Regions from separate parts of the Mus musculus genome. Here region 2 is linked to region 1. Evidence: chromatin loops called from intact Hi-C (ENCODE). Cell type or tissue: gastrocnemius. All regions are shown on one strand. Each heading gives the region's core, and the rest is flanking DNA. Links, peaks and the distances in the headings are about the cores only.

Evidence for each region. Hi-C counts contacts between places; a loop is a spot of excess contacts. Peaks named below come from ENCODE experiments on the same cell type or tissue, not always from the same donor. Only the 100,000 strongest peaks of a DNase experiment are listed, where the experiment ranks them.
Region 2: it touches region 1 in a loop (2.3-fold over the local background); 9 of 42 quality-filtered maps call a loop at or near these places.

Annotation. Positions count from the first base shown.
Region 1 is chr14:63,791,646-63,799,973 of GRCm38, forward strand. It overlaps Xkr6 (X-linked Kx blood group related 6), which reads left to right. Exons shown (of 3, transcript NM_173393.2): 2 at 6,562-6,758. Among named protein-coding and RNA genes, the nearest start is that of Gm41175, 30 kb to the right of the region's middle. In gastrocnemius, for the core only: no CTCF peak of the experiment used is centred there; a DNase peak (open chromatin) is centred at 3,727.
Region 2 is chr14:63,377,039-63,385,366 of GRCm38, forward strand. Blk (B lymphoid kinase) reads right to left here. Exons shown (of 13, transcript NM_007549.2): 4 at 7,801-7,894; 5 at 6,891-6,989; 6 at 5,598-5,701; 7 at 4,146-4,292; 8 at 3,664-3,816; 9 at 2,585-2,764; 10 at 1,430-1,506. Among named protein-coding and RNA genes, the nearest start is that of Gm46458, 10 kb to the left of the region's middle. In gastrocnemius, for the core only: a CTCF peak has its summit at 4,985; DNase peaks (open chromatin) are centred at 5,000 and 6,797.

The DNA of each region.
Region 1 (8,328 bases), core at 42-8,041:
ACATGGAAGCACACACTTCCTTGAGGCCTCTAGCTGCAAGTTAAACTCACTAGGACTCACAAACACGTTCCGGGTCTTCCTTGGTTGCATCTAGTTGGGAATCCCTTGCTTGGCCCTTTGAAGTCCTGCAAAAAGCCAAGGTCAGGCAATAGTGGGCCAACTCTATGACCTGTAGGTAGGGTGGAGCCCCAATCCCAGGCACTGAAGAGATGGCATCCTAAGAGCTTCTTGGTCTCCAGAGATAGGAGATGGTCAAGCACTGGGTCCTAGAGACAGACAGTTCCTAGAGGAAGAACTTTGAGACCCTGGGTACTTTGAGGAGGCTGAAGACCAAGCTGGGGTCCCAGCCTCTCTGTGAATGAGCCAGATGGGTTCCTAGAGGTGGGCTTCCAAGCAAAGCAGTTACTAGGTGAATGTGCAGGCTAGTCATCATTAGCTAAGACCACTCAGTTTGCACCACTGTCCACACAGATAGCAAGATGGTCTCCCCTCCAGAGCTAGTTTGGTTCAAAAGGGCAAGCCTTCTAGGATGAGACTGTTGTCGGGCCAGTTCCTCTTGATGGCCTAATAGTCCATAGCAATTTATTCCAGGTAGGGGGCCCCAGAGGTGCGAAAGTATCCCACAGTAATCTTGCTCTAAGCCATGTGGAGTCATCTTCCAGGCCAGTCTCTAGGGTTAGGTTCAAACATTTTGTTCAAGAGCGAGTGGAGCTGTATGGGGTGTTGGTGGTAAGCCTCACTTGCACCTTCCGAATGTTTTCTTGCCTGCGGGGCCCTCTGCTGTCCTTGGACGTGGAGTTATGAGTTCCCAAGCTCTGACCTGTGCTGTAGGCAGGGGGCTGTGGACTTGTCCCTGGCAGGGCTGGAAGCACTGCCTCCTTTCTCTGCTGCTTCACTCTCCCTCTCAACCCTACTGTAGAGCTCTCCTGAACTCTACTGCATTCCTGCATGGTTCTCTCTTCTCCTGTCCTGTCTGTCTCTCCCGTAGGTCGAGTCCGTCCCTTTCCTCTCTCCCGAGAGTTGGGCAGATTCCTATTCTGTCAAATCTTTCTCTGACTCGTCACTATTTCTGCCACTCAATTAGACGTCATTTTCCTTTGACAAACTAACTTCACCTTCTTTGGGGTGAAAGGTGTGTACTAAGGGTGTGTCTGTATTCCAACCAGAGGGATTAAAGGTGTGTGCCAAGGGCTGAACCGCACCTTAACTAGAAACATGTTCAAATATCCTGTAACATAAACAAACACACAGACAATGTTGCTAGGATCTTTCTTAGAATTATGTTAAATCTAGTGTGGAGACATGGCATGATATAAGAGTACTAAGCGCTCTTGAAAAAGCCTACACTAAATCTGAAGCTGAGCCACCTGCAACTGCCTATTCCAAGGGGATCTGATGCCCTCCTGGCCTCCATAGTACCCTGCTCTCCTGCTCTCATGTGCGCACACACACACACACACACACACACACACACACACACACACACACGTACATGCACACAATTAAAAATAATAAATCTTGAGAAAAAGAATTACATTAAGCCTTCAGATCAATGTGGGTGGAGGCAGTTACCATCTAAGTCATACACATGACTGTGGTATGGGTATGTCTTTGGTTTCTCTGAACATCTTTTACCTTCATTATACAAATCTTGCACACCTTATTAGATTTATATCTAATCATTTCATTTTGGAGTATATAAATGGAATTTCTATTTTGAATTTTCAGCTATCCATAAGTTAGCTACAGAAACAGTATTGATTTCTGTCTGTTCACCTTGTTCTTAAGGTGTTTCCACGTCCGTCCTACACGTGGGCCTGTGCCAGCTGTTAGATCTTCAGCCTAAGCCTCTGCCAGCTAGAGATGGGTGTACTCCCTCTGCGATCTGTTTGTATCTTCTGTTTACAGTTCACCGTCTTGCGCTGGTGACCCGGCTGCTCCTCCCATCATGAGGTGGGATGAGGGTGAGAGTGGACACCATTGGCTTTGCCCCTGGTCTTCCGACAGAAACATTCAGCCTTTACCATTATGCGTGGTGTTATGGTGTGGGTTTATTAGTGTCCGGCATCTTCATAAGATTCTGGAAGTTTTGCTCCAGGTTTTGCTTGCTGTGTGTTTTTATTATGAATAGTTGTTGGATTCTGTCAAAGACATTTTCTGCCTGGGTTAATGTGCTGCGTGAGTTTTGCTAATGACAGAGTTTGCATTCATTGAATTTGAAAAATGGAACCAGCCTTCCATGTTATGATAAACTCCATCTGGCTCTGGCTTTGGTGTACCATATATATATGGATGTATATGTATATATAATATATGTATATCTCTATATATATAATATATATGGTATGTATATTATATGGCTAGATAAGATAATATATTATTGGATTTGACTTGTATACTAGTCTCATCTGTATTGCTATGATTATGCACTTTAACCAAAAGCAACTTCGGGGAGGAATAAGTTTATTGGCTTACACTTCCAGGTCACAGTCCATTACTGAGGGAAGTGAAGATAGGAACTTAGGCAGAAACTTGAAGCAGAAGTCATGGAGGAATGCTGCTAGCGGCTCCTGGATAGCTGGTCTTCTTATACAGCCCGGCACCACCCGCCTAGGGAATACTTCCACCTATAGTGGCCTACACTAATAAACAATCAAGACAATTCCCATAGCCATGGGAGCTAAAGTCAGGGGGAGGTGCACACCTAGTCAGCAGCCACCTACCTGGTGCACTCCCTTGTTTTCATAGAGACTTTACAATCCAGGCTTTCATGGCCCTTTGTGTGTGTGTGGGGGGGGGCAAGATGGTGTGCATTCATTACTTAGCTTCTCCTGGGGCCCTACTCTAGAACAGGCATCTTATAGATAGGAAACCAGGCCTCAGAGGATAGGCAGATTGTAACGATCAGAACAATGTGGACTGTGCTCGAGAGAAAGAGACAAATGGTCTGCCTGAGAGCTGTGCAGGTCTGGACCCAAAGCCAGACTGCCCGGGTGTGGCGTGGTATTCCACTCAGTTATTTATGCAGCTGGGTAAACTGAGGAGCACGCCTTTGCCTCAGAGCTCCAGTTGGCAATCTGTGAGGTGAGGGGTTGCTGCAGACCCCTTGTTGCGAGGATTAAGTGACTTCATGCTCTCCACTCACTAACTCAAAACGATTGCTCAGAACCTTTCCGCACACTCAAATGCAGGTTACCATGTGTAAAGTGTGTGCCATACTTTGAACACCGTGAAGCCACACTTGAGAAAACAATGACATAAAGTACTGGCACGAGTTCAAACCTTCTCTTGTGTGTAAACCTAGGGTAGGGGAGGATAACGATAGGGGTTGGGGTGAGGGTGGAGCCTAGGGAAGAGATCCGCTTAGCGGCCACGCAGCCCTTCCGTGTTCAGGCAACTGCAATCTCCTGGCTCTTACACTGATTGTTGTGAGATCTGGTACTCCTAGAGGAGACACAGGGTGACAGGAGGTGACATAAGAAGAGGAGATAGTAAATCCAGGAACAGCCCGGTGGGCGTCTTCTCTCCTGGGCTGCCTTCCTGGTCCAGCTTTCTCAGTAGGGGAGAACTCGGCACTCACCATGCCTTCAGTTGGAACCCCGGTACAAATTGACCAACATGCACTGCAGCTAGCAGGTGGCCCCTGCATCCAGCACTGCCGCATAGGAGGGAGCAGGCCCTAAGGTATGAGATCACCGGTGTGGCGCCTCCTTTTTGCGACGCTTAGGGTTTGGCGCCACCTTGTGGTCACGGGAGGAAGACACCTGCACAGGAGATAGGCAGTCCAAAAAGCTGAAGGGGGATCTATCTCTGATCCCAAGGCTTGGAACGCCTCAAGGACTCAGGGGAAAGATGTGGCGTCCTGTCACCGGCTCATTCCCTAAACCTCCTGGGACTGATAGGGAGGTAAAATCTATGCAGCTCAGTGAAGAATGTGGCATCCCATCTGCTCTGGGCGATGGCCTGATCCATGCTTCCAAGAGCCATCAGGGCCCTGCACACTAGAGAAAGTGTCTGGCCCCGTACTGAGAGGGCCACTTTACAAGGCAGGTTCAGAACACTGTCGTATAGATTTAGGGGCCCCTACACACACACACACACACACACACACACACACACACACACACACTTTCCCAGAATGATGGAGACAAATCAGTTTAGACTCTTGTCTTGGCCTCCTGGTCTATCAAGTGAGCTAGGCTATGTCTGTATCCAGAACTAGTTTATTACAAGCCAGCAAACAAACATCCCTCTGTTACTAACTGGAGACCAAGACTAAAAGATGGAAGAGAGAGTAGCCACAGTACTCAGGAAACGGAGCATGAGAAGTTCAAGCTTATTTTGTCTACGTAGCAAGTTCAAGACCAGCCTGAGATATATGAGACCCTGTTTCAAAAATTTAGAGCTGGGGAAGGGAGGACCACATTTGCCCAGTGAGTGTTTGGAAGTCCCAAGCTCCACTCTCTTTGCTCTCATCCCAGGGCAGAGGCCGTGGGGTGCTGACTACCAGAAGGTGTGACATCCAAGCCTAGGCGTCTTGACCCAGGGGACAGGTTCTGGCTTTCCTCCCGCCTCCCTGGACAGAGGGGGTTTCTTTCTGCACCTTGGTACAGAAGGAGTGAAGCGGATGCTGGCATTGTTACCCGCGATGGCCAGACTGTCTCTGGTACTCGCGGATACAGCACGTGGGCCACTCCTGAGAGCCGAGAGGCAGAACTGTGTTCTGAGCATAGTTGAGCGAGGGGGGGGGGGGGCGTCACGGGCCTCTCTGTTGTGGGCCACTGCATCTGAGTCGGGCTGAGTTTGAGCCAGGGAATACTGCTGGTTGATGAGATACGCAGCTACCACTGCTCCGCCAGACATGCAGCTGCTCTGTTTCCTGAAGCATCACTCAGAGTTGGCTGCTTCATCCCCTCCCACCACTAGGAAGACAGTGGCTCCTCCCAGGGTCCTCCCCTGCCGTTAAGGTGTTGTGAGTATGTGGTCCTGCCTGGAGTCCTCAGCCCCAGAGAACAGGCCTTCCCAGCCTGCTTCTTCCACAGGCACTGACCCCTGCAGGGAGATATATCAGGGTGCCGTCAGCTGGTCTCCACGCACACAGGGCTCCTGTGCTCCAAGGGGAGGCAAGGAAGACAGATGAGGAAGAGGGTCTGGGAGAACAGGACTGCTGTTGAGATACTGGAGATGAGGTGAGGCCCTGACACCCGAGGAGGGCTGGGGAGATTATTCTGAGCACTGGGAAACTGGCTTCAGAGGGGAGAAGCTGCCTGTACCTTAGAACCTTCCAAGAACACTGGCTGTCTTGTGAGGAAGAGTTCTCATGGGGCAGGAGTGGGCAGCGTGCGCCAGTGAGGAGGGGCCGATGTCAATGCTGTGGAGAGGGTCGAGAGGATTGTCCAGCAGACTCGAGTGAGCAGTGCCTGAGGGCCACTGAGCCTTGTGAGGGTTGTCAGCCCTGTGCCCTGTCTGTACAGTTCCAGCTCAGGAATATGTGTCACTGTGTGCATGGGTCCATTCTTGATCCTGACCTACAGAGTTGTGCTTCTGACCCTTGTGTTTGGACAGGACCCTACCCAAACAAGTCTGCCTATATCCTGGCCCCTTCCTACATCCTGGATCCCACCCATAGCTGGACTATTGCTTACATCACTTGGAGACACAGCTCCGCATATTTCTGGTGGCAGTGAGGCTCACACAGGAAGAGAGCCTTCTACACATGTGTGCTCAGTACCCACTGTGTGAGGCCCCCTCACTGCAGAGGAGGGCCTGGTACACTGAGCCAACATCCACATCACACAGTTCTCAGTGCCGACCTGCTAACCTAGGCTCCCCAACTAGACCTGCTTCCTTGGGCTCTTGTGGCTCCCCACAGAGTCTGGATGTCTTCTTGAGAGAGAGGGATCAGTAGATTTGTGACTGCCCTGGCACATAGCCTCCCTGATAGTCTCTAGGTCTCCTTGATGTCTATCAGGTATATCTCGGCCTTGTTGGCCAGTGACCTGGAGCCAGTGCTCGACTCTCCTCTTCATTTGGCCATCTGAGCCTATGCAGGAGAGAGAGGTAGCCTTTCAGAGGCCCAACTGGTCCCTACAGGAGCATGCTACGCCCTCCCCAGGTGGGTATGGCCAGCCAATGAGTGGCACTTCAGAGCATCACAAGCCAGTCTCTTTCCTCTCTAGAGTAACTGAAGTGCCAACTCTACTGGACTGTCTCCTACCTCCACCCTAATCCTGTACCCCAGCTCATCTGAAATGCTTATTTGATGGGCCTGGAGCCTCATTTGAGCAATGCTTTCATTTCCTCTATGTATAAGTGGAAGCCAGGATGGGAAGAACTGGTTTGGGGTCCCTCATTGGGCCAGCTCCCTCCAAGGGCTGGAACTTCATGCCTCACCACATTATCCTTTTGAGCCCAAATCCCATCCAAGACCCTGGGGGCTTCTGAAGGAAGTTGGGGGAATGCCAATACAGGAAGTTTGGGCGTTAGGGGGCTGGTTGTGGTCCTTCTATACCCGCCCCAAGCCCTACTCACACATGTGTTCTGTCCCGTGTCTCCCCACAGGTATATCCGCACCATGTACCTGGGGATTCAGAGCCAGCGGCAGAAGGAACACCAGCGGCGCTTCTACTGGGCTATGATGTACGAATATGCAGATGTCAACATGCTGCGCCTCCTGGAGACCTTTCTGGAGAGCGCCCCCCAACTGGTGCTACAGCTCTGCATAATGATCCAGAAGAACAGTGCAGAGACGCTGCCCTGTGAGTGCCTTCCTGCCACTGCCCCTGCGAGGCCGCCCCCCCACCCCCACCCCCACCCCCGCCACAGCGGCCTCATCGCCCCACCCCCGCCCCGCCCAGCGGCCTCATTTGCCGACATGGCCTAGGGGTCCTGGCTCTAAGTTCAGATGTCCAGACCCAGCCCTCTTGGCATCCCTGCTCCTGGGCCACTATGTTCATAAGAGCAGGGTTTCCATGTGTCCCTGGGCAGCAGAGCCAGTCTGCCTCTAGCAGATCCAGCCTGCCCTTAGTGGTTCAGGGTCCTGGTCCACCTAATCCAGTGTGAGACCCCCTTGGCTTGCCCAGGGCCCTGGTGTTTCTACATCTGTGGAATGGGGATGATGAGGTCTAAAGATGGCATGTGCCCATGAGACTGAATTGTGCCATGTTTTACTTCTGGTTTGGAGCATTTTAAACTCTGGGCTCTTGCTTCCAGTGCATATAGATGCCTCAGCTCACTTGCAAAGATAGGCGGAAGTGGTTGTTGCTCTGATGAACACATACTAAGGGACCCTGTACTTCGCAGTGTGGCCTCGGGTAGTCTCCACGGGGCCTCAGAAGCCACAGAGCACTGCCTAGGCATTCAGGCTTTGTGGTAGGAAGGCTCTTGGGTTCTGGGATGCCAAGGTTATACTGCACTGGTCTTGCTTAAGAGCTAATGGGTAGCCTGGCCTACAGTGCACATATTAGGGAGTCAGGATGCACTAGAACAGACTCTCGGTTGAGAGGGGACCTGAGATGGCCCATGAGGAGAAACGGGATGTTTAGCCTGGGGAGACTTGGGATGTGTGAATACTAACATTTGAAGGGACAGGGAAGAAAAAAATCGCATCAATGGCAGTGCACACACCCAGGGAACTGTCACATCTTCAATGGGTGGGGAATGGCAAATATTCCATCCAGCCATGGAAAGACTGTCTCTAGAGATAGTGGGTGTCTTGTTGCTAGGTGTATTCAAGCAGAGACACTGCTAAAGGAACCAGACCCAAGGAGGTCCTACCTGCTGAGGTTTGCAGGAGTACTCATGATCTGGGAGAGCAAGACAGCTGCTGGAGAGGGGCCTCCTTTCTTGTCTCGGCTCTCTGGCCAGTGGGCCTCTGGTCTCCCGGGCTATCATGATACCTCTAGACCCTGCAGTCCCTATGCTGTGCCTTGTCATTTTTTTTTTTTTCCTGTAGATCCACTTGCTGAAGGACTCCAAGATTCCTACATGAGCTTGGCCTACTGGCACTGACTCTGGCTGGTTGGAGTGTGTGTGTGTGTGTGTGTGTGTGTGTGTGTGTGTGTGTGTGTGTGTGTGTGGTGTGGGGAGGTAGCTCCTCCTCTCTCTGTGCCAATCACACTGAGGGTATTTAGAGAGATGCTAAGGTTGTTCCGACCTCCTTGCTGATGCAAGTTTCCTGATGTCTTGGCAGCCATTCTGGGTTGGGGGGCGGTGCGTTGGAAAGCAGCCTAGGGTACTGGGAAAGGCGGAGAGCAGCACACAACCCGAGCTCCGCCATGTAGACTTAGGATGTGGGATGATTCATTTCCCAGCCATGTTTCTTTATCT
Region 2 (8,328 bases), core at 143-8,142, 410 kb before region 1:
AAAGATGCTACAAAGCCAAAGGGGAGCCAGGACTCTCTCTAGATCTTCTCCCTGGTGCTTTGTACCCAAAGACATTAATGAGGCTTGTTCATCCATTGATGAGCAGCAAACTGCTCAAGAGCAGAGCCAACAACCCCTCCCTCTTGTCCAGAAAAGTCTTGGTAGACGTGGCCTCCGACAAGGGCTGGTCCTGGGACTCTGGTTGGAAATGTGCAGACAGGAAGAATCCAAGGCAGTCTGCACTGTATAGGACCACCATTCTTGTGGCTGCAGAGGCGGACCAGCTTCTGTCCATCCAATGCCTGACTCAAAGCCAGTCGCCAGGGTTAAGTTTCTGTGTCCATCCTAACAGCTGCATCAACAGATCTCTGCTACCCCAGTGGAAAAAGACACTGTGACCTCAGTTCCTGGGCTGATAGCAGCTGCAGATAATGTGGGACAGGGTCGGAAGTTAAAGTGGGCAAGTGGGTTAAAGTGTGGGTGGGAAGGCTCCCCTTTATAGCTCTCTGTGTGTTGACAGTGTGTCTCGCAGGCTGGCCACAGACCACAGCTTTCTTGCTGAGAGTTCCAGTTTCAACAGTCATACTCAGGGCCCCCAGATGTGTCTTCCTGCCAGTTAGAACCCTCAGCTAAAATCCCCCCGGGGATAAAGATACTGCCCAATCTCAATTCTGCACTCTTCTAGCAGAGGCTGGGGAGGTCTACACATGGATGGATTCAGAGGGAACCAAAGGCCAATAATCCAGGACAGTGATGTGTGTGTGTGTGTGTGTGTGTGTGTGTGTGTGTGTGTGTGTGTGTGTGTGTGTGTAGAAGGTGGTCCTAGAAAGTTTTGTGCCTTGTATTCTGTGTGGCTCATGCCTCATCAGGCTGAGGTCAGTTCCAGGCCAATACCAAGATTTAGGGGGTCTTAGGACAGGATGAGAGCATTGGAGAAGGAAGTCAGAGCAAAGCATACCTGCCTACATTCAAAACAGAATTCTTTCCTATTCTCCAGCTTTCCAACATCCACTGCCATCTCTACCTTCCTAATAAATAGAACTACCCTACTCCATCATGGCGGCCCAGAATTGGAACTACATTTCCCAGACTCCCTTGCAGCCAAGGGAGCCTCTCATTGAGGTGAGTGGGAGGGATGTGTCTCTAGAGGAAAGGAGGTGGGATTTTTATCACCATCATCTTGCTGGCTAAGGGTCAAGGGTGGGTGATGAAGCTTCAGCATCTACCATGCTATCAGGGCAGAGGACATCAGTGAGTAAAGTCTCTCATCTGTTCTCTAGGGGTTTATATATTTAGAGGTCGCTACTTCAGGCTTTCTGCCCTTCACAGTTGAGCACAGCCTCCTACCAGGGAATTCAGTACAGTCACAAAGCACAGAGTGGGGCGCCCCCCCCCTTCAGGCTCCCGCTCTGCTTCAGAGCTCACCAACCTGGGCTGACATGTCAATCAGCCTTGGAAGGGACAACCTGCTACCTTCATCGGTCTTCAGAAAATCCAGCAAGCATCCTAGGAGAAGAAAGACAGCAACTGCAAAGTGACTGGATGGAGCCTGGCTCTGATTGCGTGGTCTGTGTCTATGTGAGGAGGTAGGGGTGGTGATCTGCCTACAGCTGAGGTGCCTCAGGCTTCAGGGAAACACTAGCTCCCAGACTTTTAAAAGTTAGTTCTCAGATAAATTCAGGGGCACATCTGGGGTCTCCTGAGTCAGCAGAGCTGGGATAGACCAGCTCTGGGCCTAAGGCTAGTGTTCTTTTCCAGCATGACGTTCCCAGGTGTCTTCCTTAGTCTACTCCCCTCCTAGACAGACTCCCTCTCCCACCCTCCCCACCAAACATTAACAAGAAAACACCAGAAGAGAGAGCTGGGGCAAGTAATGAAAGTGGCTCTTCCACAGAGCTCACGGCCTGGGAGGTGCTCTTGAAAACTGCAGCCAGGAGGCAGGTTACCAGCATAGCCGGTGATGCCGCCCCTCTTGGTAACAACTATTACAATTAGCATGGTAACATTGAGGACCTACAGGAGGAAAGGTGATGTCAGGGCCATGGAGGGTGAGGTCCCTTAGGTCGGAGCCAGGTCTGGTGCCTGGCCAACTGCTCCCTGTGGAGGCACTGCAGAGGCCGCCCAGGCCCATTCGCCTTATCAACCCCCACTGTGAAATGTTCACAGGTTTGCAAAAGTTCCCGTCACTGGGAAGAGGTGGAACTGGGATTATTAGATCCACCTTTGGATGCCCAGTCTACAGCTCTTCCTAGTTTGCAAGGCTCTGCCAATCATACTGGGGATCAAAGCATGATGTGTGTATTCCAGAAGCAAAAATGAGGTTCCAGAAACACAGGGCTTGCTCCAAGAGTGGAAAATACAACTCAGAAGCAAAACTGGGGGGTCTCTGGAAGGCTGAGATTCCCCTGAGCTGAGAACACAGCTCTCTAAAATCCATTCTACCTTCTTTCTCAGTCCTCCCTCTCGTAAAACAAAGCTTACAGATCCCCTATAGGAGCCCCTGGGGCCAGGCAAATCCGCCAGCATGCTCCACTCTTGTTTCTGCCCTGTAAGCTCTGTCCCATAGAGAGAGAGAGGACCCCACCTCTGGCCATGTATTCAGTGACGATGTAAATGGGCTCTCTGGTGACCACAGCGTAGAGACGAACCAGCCTCTCATGCTGCAGGGTTTTCATCACGTTGGCCTCGCCCAGGAAAGCTTCCGGTGACATGGTTCCCTCCTTCAGGGTCTTGATGGCCACCTTCATGTTATTTTTGTAATAACCTGAAAGGGCGGGAGAGTGAAGGAGCCATTCAGATGTTGAAGAATGCCCTTGACCACAGATTCAAGCCTCACTCTATCTGGACCCAAGGTTCAAGCTGGAACGTGCAGTTCCTGCGGGCATGATGGGAGTTCATATCTTGTATAAGATGCCAGTTTGTCTCTGAGAACCCCGCAACAGAGCCTCAGGATGTGTTGGGGTTCATGCAGTCTGGGGTGTGGGATGACACCCACTAAAGTGTGTAAGACAATGGCCGGGGCTTGCTCTTCCTATGGGTGCTGAGCCTTGGTGAGGACCAGATCTGCAGCTCCGGATAAAGGTGTGAGGTTCCAGGAGGCATCAGAATGGAAATTTGAGACATGGACCAGAGCAGAACAAGACAAAGGGCCTTATGTTACACCCTATCTGGGTGCTTTAAGTAAGCAGCAGCAGGCAGCAGCTATGACAGAATGGCACGGCCACTGGGGTCAGGACCCCACAGTCACACACCAGTAAATGTGACTTCTGTTTGCAAAGACCCTGGAGCTCCTGGCTCCTGACTCCCAATATCTGATGTATGGCTTGTGTCTGGAGAGCTGGAGTTAAAAGGACCTAGTGAAATGGTCAAGTTCACAGAAGTCAGCCACAAAGACAACATCTGTCTGAGAATGGAAGAGGGACTGGCTTACAAATCGGGAGAGCTGGATTCCAGTCCCTTCCACTACAGGGAAGACAAGATAATGATGTGAATCCCTTGGCATCTGGGCTTTATAAACTCATCTGTGTAGACATATATAGCTCTGCCTCTATGCCTCATAGGCCTCTCAGGAAAGGGGTGTGTGCCTGTATGGAACTGCCTCCCTCCCATGGCCAGGCTCAGAGCAGAGAGGAGAGAGAGGGAATTGGGGATGCCACAACTCACCCATCCAGACTTCGCCAAACTGCCCAGACCCAAGTTTCCGGACCAACTTGAGAGACTGCCTGGGGATTTCCCATTCATCTTGGGCCCAAAGGTTCTTCGGGGCCAGGTTCACACAGGGCAGAGTCAACTTCTGACACAAACCATCCCCTTTCTCTGTTTCAGGGAAGAAAAGAGGGTCCTGGTGGTCCCTAGAGCAGATGTGCCTTAAGAACCACACTGTCCTAGAACTGTGTCTCTTGTCTCCTCACTCCTGCGGTGGCAGGCGGGACTTGATGTCTGGGATCTGCACTCTCTGAGACTGTAGGTCTTTGCGACATTCCGAATAGCCCCACCCCAAGCATTAGGCCTCTGATCTTGAAATCATTAAGCTGCAAGTTGGCAAATCCTTAAGTCTGGTTTGGAGGACAACCCCCCCCCTCCAGTTGACTCATACAGTTTAGGGCCATGTGGTAGAGACCCCAGGGATTCCCAATGCCTCTTACTTGAATAGTGCTGCACCAGGGCCTGGAGGGTGGGAAAGGTGATCCGGGGGGAGATGTAATAGCCTCCATTGTCCAGTGATCGGATCTTATAGTGCTTGACCACCTCCCCCTGGGTGGTGATATCTTTCACGGACAGGGAAAAGGCACCTACAGGGTTAACAGATACATGCAAAGTGAGACACAGTAATGCAAACCCAGGACCATAGTTGGCACTTGTGAGATGTGAAGAAGGTTCCCCATATTCTGGACTCAGTCCTCAGCCATCTCAGCATAAATTCCCTTCCTTTTGTCTTAACCCTGTTCCCTATTGGCTGTCTGACCCAGACTTCCCTCCAAGTCCCTAGACTGCCAGGGAATCAGGAACTCTGGAGCAGACAGGACCGTTTCTCAGCTATCTATAGGTCCTCTCTTGGGGATGCCTAGAATACTCAGAAATGAGAGGTCTCCAGCGGACTTGGAGCTTAAATATCTTTGATTGGAGGGACTCAGGATTTGGGAGACTCAGGGCCTCCAGTGCAAATGTCCTTCCTGGAAGCAAGATGCTCACCAGAGGTCTTTCCAAAGTCACACTGTGCTTTACAGTTTGTGTTGACATTTTTGTATAGACAAGGAAGCAGGTGGCAAGGCACAGAGGAAGAGTTTCCCGCTAAGAAACTTCTTCCTGAGCCTTTATAAAATGCCTCTGTCCAGCCCTGTGGCTGCCACAGAATCTCCCATTTTCAAATTAGTTGTGAAATGGGGCCATTGCATGAAGATTAGGAGAAGAGTTAGCTACAGTAGGCTTAGGGGCACTGAGAAGGAGGCACCCTACCCTTCCTATGAACACGTGTTTGAGGAGCAGTCCCACTCTCCACCACGAGGGGTCAGGCCTGCACACCTTTCTGTATGAGGACCTTGATACTGTTGCACATTGTTTCAGATGCTCTGCAGGCATAGCAGTCCGCATCTTAAGACCTTTTTCCTCTTGTGTCTTTCTTGCTAATCTGTCTCTCACAGTCTACTTGCAAAAGTGCACCAAGAGGCTGCCTTCCTGTCCATCGCACCTTGAGGTTGCCACAGCCCTTGCTCTTTCCTGTGACCTGCCACTTGCTGACTGAGATGCTTTTTAAAGATTCTCCAATCTTGACTCTTTGATTCCAAAATGTGCTGGGGGACTGATGGCTATCTGGTATCTTTCCTTTCTCAGCCCCATCTGCCTCAGTTCACTAGTTTGTGGCCAGTTTGTGGCCACTGTAGCATTTGGGTGTTTCCACGACCCCTGCTATCCAGTAGTGTCAGTCTTGGGACCAGGAGAATACCTGGTGTGGACAGCCTCAAAGCAGCTCCCAGGCAGGGACATGGGACAGAAGCCATGGAACAGGTATCCCTGGCACTCCAGATCAAGGCCTCACTGAGGGCTTCCTAGGACCGTGCACACATGGCAAGTGGGGCCAGCGAGGCTCCTGAACCAACCTTTATTGCTCTCACTCTCTCTGATGAGAAAGGAGCCGGCCTTGTTCATCGGAGCCAGCAACTGCCTCTCAGCATCCTTCCGGCTGATGGTCCTGAAGAACCATCTGGAAAATAGCAAGAGTGGGTGAGCCTCAGAGTTGGTGATACCCCTAAGTCGATCCTGAGATGTCCCTCACATCCTGTTCAGTCAGATGGCCCCTCAGTCCCTGCAACCCCACTTCATCCCATCAACTTCTAGGTTCACATTTTGGATGAATGTGATGAAGCAAGAACATGAGTTAGGTAACCTTCATCACTGCTAGTCTGTGAGATAGCTCCTGATCCTCCACCACCCTTCTCCTGGCATGAGTTTTCAGTTTCCTTGCTGTCTGAGCCAATGATGTCACTGCCAGGGACTTTCTGGGCCTGGATTCCTTCCGATTCACCTCTCTTTAGCATGGGGCTTTTCAACACATGCTGTGGACAGATATAAAATGCTCCTTGCAGGGTTGTATATGTTTGAAGATGTGGTCCCTGGCTAGTGGTGTTCTTGTGGGAGGCTGTGGAACCTTCGAGATATGAGGTCTAGTTGGAAGCCATGGGAGTGGCACTGGAGGTGACAAGCCAGCTCAGCTGCCCTGGTGAAGCTCAAGCTGCTTCCTGGTCCACTGATCTGTGAGAGGTGCCTGGCTGTACATTCCTACCATCATGAACATCGTGAGCAGGGTGTATCTTTCCTTTCATGCTATCATGTACTCTCTCTAACCGTGATCCAAAATGAAGCCTTCCTTAAACTATATAAATTTTAAATAGTGATGAAAGAAATAACTGATACAACATGTTTCTGGGGGAAAACCCATGGTGCGTGGGAAGGGTAAGGAAGCAGGTAACGTCACCACCATGAGGTGGGGCATACTCATGTCTCTGCACTATGTGAAGGAGTAGGGGAATGCCCCCGGTGGAGCTTGCTGGTGTGTGAGAGCTGGTGATGAGAAAGTTGAAGATGCCTCGAGGACTGAGCCTGTCTCTGGCAGTGGTGGGGAATGGTCACAGGACATAGAGCTTTGCTATGGATTCTGGAGGGAACCAGACACTGTGGGCAGTCTCATCTAGAGAAGCTAGGAATCAGTAGCTCTTCTTTCAGAGGGAAGACAGACTCCCTTGGCATCATTCAGAGTGTTAGAAGAGAGCCAGAACTTTCCATTCCTGGCCTCTCACCAACAGCCACTACTAAGCTCACTTTCTGGCCCTGCCGTACCCAGAGCAGTGAGAGCAGCCCTGCCGCCTCTGGCTTGACGAAGTCTATTCACCTACTTTTCTACTTCCAGAGTCTCTACTGGGGCCACAAAGTTGCTGGGCACATAACCTTCTCTTCCTGTGACGAGTGACCTGGCCAACCACCAGTCTCCAGTGCTAGAGGAAGAAGGGGAGACAGAAATATGTCAGAGGCTCACACAAGACACACTGAGCAGCTCTCAGCACCCTACAACAGATCCCAATCTGGTAAGAGACAGTAACACAGAGAGAGACAGACAGACAGCCTGGTGATAAGGAGGTGCCGTGGGAGTGGCCCATCCACTGGGCCATGTGACAGGCAGAAGGGGTCATAGTGCAGAGGAAGGGTAGATTTGCTTGTATAGCCTGACAACCTGATCACCATGCCCTTTACTAAGTGGCCCCTGTCTCAATGGATGGGGCAGGTCCAAAAGTTATGAATGAGTTGGACCTGGCTAAGAAAACAAACCCAGGAGGGGGCTTGACAAGGGAGGAACTGGAAAGCTGTGTAGAATCTAAGATCAGGGCACTCACTTACACGTTCAATTCAAACCCACTGCAGACCTTTAAGAATAAAGTCAGACCTTGGTGTTGCATGGTGTGGGCCTGAAGGGTGGAGGAAGGAAGAAGGGAGAACATAAGCAGACTGGAGGGTGTTCTGAGAAAGAACACAGAGAGTAAGCCAAAGTGGAGTGGCTATGTGGGATCCAGGGAGGTGTCTCGTTAGATTTTAACAGCAGCCAGAAGGCCAGACGTGGAAACCACCTTACCAGAAAGACTTGGAGGGAAGGACAATGACCCATGCCTAAGAGAACCCCGGAACTCAGGAGAGGGAAATGGCAAGAGAGAAGGCCATTTAGGGGTGCCCCAGGGATGGGGTGGGTGAACTAGGGAAGTAGACAATGGGGGGAGGTCCTTGATGACTGGGGACAGGATGCTAGAAATTTACCTCCTCAAGACCTGGAGCTTCTCACCCTTCAGCACCTGAAGGTCCCTGTCATTCACAGCGGCATAGTCAAACAGAGCCACCACAAAACGCTCCTCTGGAAAGAACAAGGAAGAGATGGCTACCACTGGGGTCCACAACTGAAGTAGAGGTCTGGGGGAAACCATCTTCCAGGTCCTAAGAGCGTTAGTGAGAGGAAGCCACATGAGGCTATACTCTCAGCAATGAAGAGGGGATTCTCAGGAAGTGACACCAGACCCACAGCCACTCTAGGAATAGGCCGACCCTCATTGCCTGGCTCATCTTCCTTTCAGAACTAAGGCCTAGACAAAGATTGAGGGTGGGGGAGCAGCTACATGGAGGCAGCCATTGCCAGCCCTTAGAGGGCTGTAGGCCCAAGTCTAAGAGCCAGTAGCTGATCCTGAATCCAACTTGCCTCTGAAGTATCCCCTCAGCATCATTTCCCAGCCTCTATCCCAAAGGTCATGTGACCACTCCAGCCCCGCCCTCTCTATGGCATTGGTACCAGAG